Linked DNA regions of Homo sapiens: region 2 is linked to region 1. Evidence: chromatin contacts called from ENCODE Hi-C or POLR2A ChIA-PET data. All regions are on one chromosome and are shown on one strand. The core of a region is the stretch at or near the end of the contact, and the rest is flanking DNA. Distances in the headings are between cores, read along the strand shown. Region 1 overlaps CDK6 (cyclin dependent kinase 6). Region 2 has its middle 100 kb from the start of SAMD9.

Region 1 (4,730 bases), core at 1,793-4,292:
AGGCCAGTCTTCTTCTCCTGGGAGTCCAATCACGCTACAAAAGAACCACACATGGACATAAGCATTAGCTACTATGCAGAAGCTGTTTTCTCATCAATTTCCAGAGAAAGGCAAAATCTAAGGGGGAGACATGGGGGGCAGAGTCCCAGGAGACCTTCACTTTATCACTGGCAGGGTCTCTGTTTATCTCTGTCCTACTGCAATATGGTGGCCATGGGGGAGAGGGTAATCTCACAGAAGAATTGTAAAATTCAGTGGGAGGAGATAAGAGATTGCTCTGGTAGCAGACACTAAATGTAAGGGATGATGTAGAAATAGAAAATATATTACCAGGCAGTAAGCTCTGACTTAGTGACAAAGCAGGACTTATTGTATTCAGAGGAGACCCATACTGGTACATATCTTCCTTTATGTCCAAGAATGCTTTTTGTGTTTTGATCGAACACCCCAGTATTGACATGATTTTATGATGCTCATCCAACATGGTTTATTAACATATCAATTTGGTTGCATTTTTGGTTAAAGAGCAATTCCCTACATATTAAATATATACATTAGAATCAGAAGGAAAAATGAGGCTAAAACGTGCTAGTCCTGCATTATACAAACATGATTTTATAAAAGGAAGTCTGTGGTATTCCAAAGTGAGCAAACAGTAAATTAAAAGACTATTATTTATATTTCCCCTGAAAACCATTCTGGGATCAGAAATGTGGAAAGAACAGCAAGTGATAAGCACAGGCTTCGGAAATAGGCAGATTTGGGTTCAAATCCTGCACCTGCCACTTACTGGCAGGTAAGGACAAATTACTTAACATCTATGACCCTTAGTGTCTTTATGTATACAATGATAATAACTTACAGTTGTAATGAGGATCAGTTATACTTTATTTGAATTTATAGTAATATATAAATTTATAATTTAAAGTACAAAGCACAGCACCTGATATACATCACACACAGTCAATTATCAATCAATACACTGCCTACTATTATTATAATTAGAAAATGTTATTAATACAAGATGCATAGGAAATACATCACTACCACACTTAAAATATGAACTGCTTGTATCTATGTATAACTTAAGATTCTTTAAAAAATTAATGGGTCAATGGACTTACATAACTTATACATTGTATAGATATTATTTATAGTTTACATATAGGTCGTAAGTAGGTTTGAACAGAGAAAATCAGAGGATGCAGGGACTTCTTTCTCACACAGACTGTATAACTCTGAACCAAAAATAAAATCATAGTTTAGTGGACGGGGTACATAGCTATTCAAATACTGGAACAAATAATTTTAACTACAGTTAGAAATTGTGCTGGCCCACATTAGGGTCTTCTGCTTGGCCTCTACTTGTTGGGACTAAGGCCCAGGAAGAGGTGTTCTTATGAATGTACTTCCAGATTTCAGGAAGATGTGGTACAGGTCTCAAGATCTGTAGCACTTCATTTCCCCTTCCCTCACCTACACGGAGCCCAGGCCATAGACTTCAGCTGGGAAGATAACCCTGTCATCATGGCTTCTCTGCCTGGGTGTCTGGGGAAGACACTGTAATTCGGCCTCTATCAGGCATACTGAGAGAGCTACATTATTGAGGCAAAGACAGATTCATGGACATATTTACTAGAAGCAATAAATAGAAATGACAATGAGCAATATATAGATTTGTTCAATAGTACAGCCTACAATAGAAGTAAAAAGAAAAAAACCAAAAATACCACTATTAATTATGAAAAGAAATGCACGTGTAAGTGTCTGGATACAATGGGACAGGGCAGAGGAGGGAATGAAAAATGCTTGTTAGAGAGCTTTAAAAATTTCCTTTCATTCCTTTTTAGTTGTCAGGTCTATGTGTATCAATATTTTTGTGTATATTCACCAGTCAGCTAGAAATTGATTATATTAATAACTCCTAGAAATATTTAAAATCTTTTTTATTTGTGGCTTTGAATGTATCTACATCTAATTACATCTTGCAAGTATATGATCAACTGAATGCCAAAAGCCTTCAGAGGAACAGCACATCTCTGTTTGTATGTGTGTACATATACAAATAACTTTATATAATTTTATATAAAATTTTAAACAAACACATAACTATATATATAAAACTTTAAGTCTATCACCTCCTCTGATTCCTGTAATAATTTCCTAAGACATGTAAGTCAGGTGTTATTAGTCTCATTTTATAGATGGGGAAATTGAGAATGAGGAATAAAATGAACTGCCAAAGTCACAGATAGCAAGCTCAGTCACAGAGTCCAGAGTGAGTTCCGTTCTCTCTATTCCAATATTTTATTTCCATTTAGCTATGACATCATTCTTAAAAATGCTCTAAGATGTCACAGGCTAAAACTATTGTTTCACTTTTAATACTTGCTATTACTTGAAGGCTTAAATCTTCCTAAACACAGAAATGTTTTTCCCTTTAAGAGTATGTGAACATGGACCAGGTGGGGTGGCTGTAATCCCAGCAGTTTGGAAGGCCGAGGCAAGTGGACCACTTGACCCCAGGAGTTCAAGACCAGCCTGGGCAACATGGTGAAACTCCATCTCTATAAAAAATATAAAAATTAGCTGGTTGTGGTGCCCTGTGCCTGTAGTCCCAGCTACTTGGGAGGCTTAGATAGGAGGATTACTTGAGCTCGGAAGGCCAAGGCTTCAGTGAGCCAAGATCGCACCACTGTACTCCAGCCTGGACAACAGGGCAAGACCTTGTCTCCAAAGAAAAAAATAAAAAAGAGTATGTGAATATGGCTTTCCTTAAAAAAAATTTGGTTTCATGTCCAGAATGAACTTTTATGGCCCAAATATGTGTTGTGAAATTCTGATAGGTCCATTAAAAATGCTTGCACTTAATTCCACTATTTGGACTGCTGAATATAAGCCTTAAAAGTTGACATTTATATTGGCAAGCCCAACAGGGCACAAAATCTATAAATGGCAGTGATGGAGGAGACAGAAATATTTTTTCAAGTACTTCAGCAGTGACGCTAGGGTGCAGCATTGTCCCTTTTCTCTGGCAAGGTAATGCATTCAGAGGAAACAGAACATAATTTTGATGACACAATGCCAGAAACCACAAAGTAAAATCTAAAGGCACAAACCATAGAACTCTACAGCTTCTTTGCTGTTGGCAACCTACGATTGTCAGGACTTTGCCAAAAGCAGAACTGGCTTTTCTTTGGAAGCAGGTCAAACATGCCGGTCAAATGTTCCTTCTGGTCCATTTCACTGGCCTCATGTACTAAGGGGGCACTAACAATGTTAACAAGATTGCAGACATCAGTGCTGGAGGTAGACACAACTGTCAGGTAGTATAAATAAGGGAAAGAAGGTGATGGCTTTCAAGTCCTGGCAAGCTGACTTTAGTCAAGATTCTCTTTCCTTTTAACAGAAGGTCATCAGTATGTCTGCTTTCCCTAGTTTCCTCTTTATGATCACATGCACACAAAATATATTCAACAGTCATGGGGAAAAATAGATGGGAGTTCATCGAGTGATTAAATAACTTGCCATTCAGAAGCAGGGGTAACATGAAGGCTTTGTGTTGAATTTATCCACTGTACAGAGTGGTCAGTAGTAGGAGCAGTAGCATCACCTGCCCTGGACCCAGGAAGCCCCCAGGCATAAAAAACTAGCAAATGTTATTCAGGCCTTAAAGCTACTATGTTCTGACTCAGCAGTAGCACTGGCATTAACAGAAGTCTAGCTGCTTCTAGTCACTAAAAGAACAAAATCAGGTTCCAGTTTTATTAACTGTTTTAAGCAGTCACGCTTGAGTAGACAGTGCTGATATGAAAATCTGTTCTTTAGGGGTGGTTTTTTTTTTTTTTTCAGTCTTACAGACTTCGAATTTCATAAAAATCACTGGGATTCCTATAAAATGTCACAGACCAAAGATCAGGGCTATTTTTGGTCTAGAACTCCCACTTTTTTCCTACTCCACTCCAATTTGGATGGGCCTTTCAAACACAAAAAACCAAAAAAGGATGCCACACTGCATGCTTTGTCAGAAGAAGTGCCCCAGTTACATTCTAGAAACATGAATGCATACATGCATGAACATGCAGACATGAATGAAACTATGTAAATCATCAAGGAGCGATGTAACTGAAACCAAAGAATTTGAGCACAAGAAAGGATCTTATAGAGAATTTAAGTCAGAGTTTCATTTCTCAGATGAAGTTAAGGAAATAAAAGGTTAAATAATTAATGATGAACTCTAATAGTAACAGTAATAGATAACTTTTTAAAGTGCTTACTATGTGCCAGGCACTGTGTAAGCCCTTCACGAGGTGTTTTAAATGACTTTCTCAAAGTTGCAGAGTTATTTTGCCAAAGACTTAGGGTTCTCATTTTCTATTTTGGTGCTCCAAAGAAAAATGAGATGTGTAGCATACCATCCTTCGCCCAGGAAAACAAAACAAAACAACGCAGAACCAACCTGGGTGACCAAGGATACTCAGTGGGGACAGGAAGCTCACTGGACAAGGATGGGTACTTGGTCACCAGGCATCCCATCTCTGATGGTGGGTGCTTTTGAAATGACCACAAGCAGAAAATGTATTTGAACTAAAAGAACTGGAGCTCAGCCACACGAAGAAAGAGGAGCAGCAAAAAGATCCACACAAGCAACATACAAGCTTCCAGAGCAGAGCAGTTAGGGCTCTGCATAAAACGGCACTTCTACCATGTCTCCACTCACCACACAAATA
Region 2 (4,658 bases), core at 2,159-4,658, 390 kb after region 1:
TAAAATGACCAGTTCTCCAAATTGTTTGAAGTTGATTTTGAACCAACTTACGTTACTCATTGACAGCAAGTTGTACCAGTAGCACGTGAATACTTAGATCATACTATAAATCCCAATATAAAGATTAGAGGTAGGGAGAACACAGAAGAATAACAGAATCTTGTGAAAGCCTCTGTGCAAAACTTCTGACTATCTCTTTGTATGCTCAGAGGATCTGATCTGGCACTCAATAGCACAAATCTACATGCCCTTCTAATCAAGATAATCCTGAGATTATGACATCTGTTGGGGCTCAAACTCAAGATTAAGTGTCCACCCTGCAGGTTGGAAAGACACGATGAAGAGTTAACCTTATGATATGGAAATGCTAATGTGACATGAATCTTTGTAAAACTGTAACAAGCCTTCTCACTGTAGAGCTATAGCTTTTCTAAGCATTGCACAACTGACCCAAACTGTATTCATGCAGCGTTCATTTTATAGGAAAAAGTATTATCACCAGTGGTGAATGTATTGGGAAACTAATGAAGCTTAAACCTCAGGGTGCTTCACTTGCACAGGCCCCTTCTAAATAAATCTTCACATCTATACATAAGTTTTTTTAAGACATAAGGGTCTTGCTATCTATGTCACCCAGGCTGAACTTGGAGTCCTAGGCTCAAGTGGTCTTCCTACTTTAGCCCCTGGAGTAGCTGGAACTATAGGCATATGGCACATAGTTTTGTATTTGTATTTTTTAAAATGTTTTCTTAAAAAGGGCCTTAATGTTATGTAAGTATCCAGCCCACAAGACCTGGCTCTGTCCAGCTGTATCCAGTGGGGTTTCTATGTGTGATCAAAATAGCTGGTTTGTGAGCAGCAGTCTTTTCTAAGAGGCACACATCTAAACATTATCCTTTTGTTTCCAATGGTTATCCAGCTTGGTTTTGTTTCTGACTCTACTGTGTTGACTTACAGTTTGCATGACACATCTGTCCAAAAACTATTTCCCTACATCAGAATTTCCCTATGCCAGGCTTGTCTATCCCCCTCTTGAATTTCAGTTTAAGTTTTCAATCCTTCCTTCAATCACATAGCAGTCAGTCATTGCTCGGGTATTCTGCACACATCTGGTCTGGTGCAGATAGGACATGGTTAGCCTTGCTTAGGGTTTTGTGGATGGGCTGTTAAACATGGGAGACTGGTGTGTATCTGCAAATCTCAAATGCGTCTCATCCCTGGAGTTGTGTGTGCCTGTTTCAAATATTTACACATATTTTTCTTTCCAGTCATCTGTCCCCCCAAATATTATCAACAAATACATTGTTGGAAGCACATTGTCTGTTTGAGTGTCATAGAATCTCTAACACTAGGAGATTTCTGGGGCTATGATGGGAAGAGGCAAAAGTTGGAAAAGTTAGTGCCCATTGTTTTGTTTTACAGAAAGTCATATTAAAAAAAATAAAAGTAAACATGTCGTTTCCTAGATTTGCAGACCCAGTTTTCTTTAGTGATGTAAAAATGCCTAGAGAGGCCCTGATAGCTGTGCAAATGTTTGCAAATTGTATCACTTTGACTGATTGAGGGAATTTTAACATCATCAGGTTGGGTGGGCACTAGTAAGATCTGTTTGCAATTGTAGTTCCCTGATGCTGGCCACAACTTAAAAACATACTTTCCTGTATACTTGTTGGCCAGTTTCTGAATGGAGGCAAGGCCTTTCTTCTGCAATCTGCACTCCCATAGCTGACTTTTTAATGAACAGTGGAGTAGAACATACTGTGGGAAAACCACCCTCCCATGCTGATTTCCAGAGCCATTAGAAATGAACAAGATCCAGTATATGACAGAGGCCTTCTTCCTGCTTAGCAGGCTTGACAACAACTTCCTTCTTGGCAAGACAATCAGTAAGCCCAATCACTTTGAAACACACTCGTCTGGTTACAAACAGAACCAGGAAGTTTTCTGGAAGTGCTGAATATGTCCCCCAATTAGAGGATCTGACTCTGATGTCCCTTCTTAGACATAATGCTTCTTTATTTCCATGGATGGCCTGTGTGAGGGAGGACTCTGGGACTTTTTTCTAAAGAAGTTTAACATTTTAAATTGATAAGGCTGGAAAATATCCACATACATGTTGAATGGCTCCTTTTCAGACTCCTATAAAAATGATATGTCTATTATGACTCAAAGATGGTGCAGAAAATAATTATTAAAATAAGCAATTTTATACTAGATTGCTTTCTCTCCACGCCCATTGATTTAAAACTCTGTCTGAGTCTGCATGGAATATCCAATGCTTTTCTCTAAGAGAGATTAAGAATTAAGTCCCCTGCCTTTCCCATCTGTTTCTTCTTCTTAAAAATGTTCTCAGGCTTTCTTCCTGCCACTTTTCCTGGGATCATGACAAAGGTACACAGATGAAGGCTGATCTCAAAATAAGCATGTCAGTGCAAAGAAGTAAAGAAAGAAAAAAGAATGGTGGCCTAAAAGAATGCAGAGGTTTACAGAAATGATGTACCTCCTGTAAAAATCTTAACTGCTCAGAGAGTCTTGGTTTTATGGAATGCCTCCTTGGAATGATTTTTTTTTTCCCAGTGGCTGCAATACATAAAGGCCACTGAAATTTGCTGTTACCCTCCCCCTGCTTTTTATATCCCCTCAAGTTCGGGTCAGTTTTCACCCATCTAAGCCCGGGTGGCAACTCTGGTTTAAATACCATTTCATGCCTGATAAAATTTCATTAGGCATTTTAACTTTTGATTTCTTTTATTGACTTATTGTGCAGATGGAGAGAAATGTTTAGAAAGGGAAAACAATTTAAATGGGGGATTTACTGAAGTCATGTTTCAGTAAGGAAGGAAATACCATTGACTTTATTACAGCTGCCTAATGTTTTCCACAAACTGTAGAAATAATGCGTTGTATCTTGGTGACCTACAATAGCAGCTGACTGCTTGCACATGATGGAAATGCAATCTGGTTTTGCTAAAAATTAACTATTTAATGTCCTGGTGTCCTGTGTCTCACTGTATCTTGTGTCTGATTTCTTTTATATGTTCTTTTCTACTTGGGGACAGTCATTTGCTATAGGCCTGAATGCTGTGCAGCTTCCTGAGAAGGGGCTAGGGATAGATGGGGAGAGGCTGCACCAGATACCTGTATGTCTGTGTTTGCTGAGCCTGCATGGTCCTAAATGCTGATGTGAAGATTTCTTCTTCCTCCTTCCTGTGCCCCCTTTACCTACCCCCCCATCCTCCATCAACCAACCCCAAAAGGGCTTTCTCTCCCTTCGTTTTTCCTTTCTTCTCTCCCTCCCTCCCCCTTCCCTTTGCTGGGCCTTATCTGATATGTTTAATGATGTGATAAAACAAAAAGGGAAGTTTTTGATTGCACGAACACACCCTTTGGAGAGATTCCAGCTGAAGAGTCTGTTAAGGAAAGCGAGAGCTGTGTGGGGAGGCCTGGGTGCTGGGTGTGAGGAAAATGCTAGCTTAGGAGGGAAAAATAATAACATGCTAGGATGGCAGTGGTGGTTGCAAGAGGTCTGGAGGGTGGGGGGAGTTCAAAAAGGAGCTTGCTTAATGAGGCCTCTCTGAAGATTTACTGCTGTGGCTGCTGCTGAGAAGAGGATCCGGAGAAAAGATGTTCTGCCCTGACTAGCTTCACAGGAAGTCAGACAGGGCTTGTGTTCTCTGGCAGGCAGAAGAGAGAGCCTGTTAGGCCCGCAGCATCTAGGGACTTTCAGCCTGATTGTTTTTTAAAGAGCCCTCTTCCATGCATTGTTGATGACTTTTATACATATAGTTCTCAAGGCAGAAAACCAAATAGGGAAACTGTTCTGGATGGAAGCCATTCCCCAGTTTGTCATGAGGATGTTCACATCGATTCCCAGGGGTACCATTTCCTCCCCTGACTGTACCTCTCATATAGCCTCAGGGTGCATCCTTCAGACATCAGCTTCTTGTCTGGGGGGACACAATGGACCATCCGCGGAAGTCAGAATGCTGTCCTTCACCCAGTGGATTGGGGCCTGGCCTTTTCCCATTTTCTCCTGCGAAACCCAAAGCCTCCCTCTCTTCTAGACACTGCAAGTCAAACTCTCTGGTGCAAATATCACAGCAACAGGCTGCCTGCACTCAAATGGGAATGCTGTCTTCATGCTAAAGGAGTTATAAGGATTAACTGCTAGGAGAAAATACTACCTTTCAGGTGCAAAAGCTTCACCTCTCTATCGTTAGAGTAGATACCATCACTGTCATTTTACTTATGGGAAAACGGTGGCTTAGTGAACAGGATGATTTGCTCGAGGATACAGAGGTATTTGGCTTTAGAACAGTCCTGCCCCAACTGACTACTGGAGCACACATGCACCGTGCTCTCAAGGACAGGCTGATGTCATCTTGAGAACTCATTCTGGGTAATAAATCAGAATCCTTCAAGGGGAAGAAAAACAAATGGGGTTCTGGGTGTTTTTCTCACAAAAGACAGGAAAGCAGCCCTCTGGTACACCATGTAAATCATACTAAGTGAGACAGAATATGGAAAGACATACGGAGTTCAGGATTCCCACCCATGCTATGAGCTGAGGCTGAGCTGAGCTTCAATAAAATGAACTCAGCTTACCAGGAAGGCTCAAGGTAAATCCAAGGAAGGACTGAGTGTAGCCACAGTGAGGG

The links. A loop is a pair of places that touch in the nucleus more often than their neighbours do. ChIA-PET counts read pairs that join two places held with the same protein, here RNA polymerase II (POLR2A). Pooled maps may share reads with other maps.
Region 2: a loop to region 1 is called in a pooled map, with 1.8 times the contacts of the local background. The contact joins two enhancer-like sites. A Hi-C loop is called at or near these places in 1 of 168 maps with a recorded cell type or tissue (endothelial cell of umbilical vein) and 2 of 50 pooled maps. POLR2A ChIA-PET finds 5 or more read pairs at or near these places in 2 of 52 experiments (BJ and activated CD4-positive, alpha-beta T cell).

Annotation. Positions count from the first base shown.
Region 1 is chr7:92,618,174-92,622,903 of GRCh38, forward strand. CDK6 (cyclin dependent kinase 6) reads right to left here. Exons shown (of 8, transcript NM_001145306.2): 7 at 1-34. Among named protein-coding and RNA genes, the nearest start is that of FAM133B, 30 kb to the left of the region's middle. Within about 2 kb of position 3,043, at least 5 of the 41 ENCODE cell types and tissues checked have a DNase peak (open chromatin) inside an H3K27ac peak, as active enhancers do.
Region 2 is chr7:93,012,748-93,017,405 of GRCh38, forward strand. No RefSeq gene overlaps it. Among named protein-coding and RNA genes, the nearest start is that of SAMD9, 100 kb to the right of the region's middle. Within about 2 kb of position 3,409, at least 6 of the 41 ENCODE cell types and tissues checked have a DNase peak (open chromatin) inside an H3K27ac peak, as active enhancers do.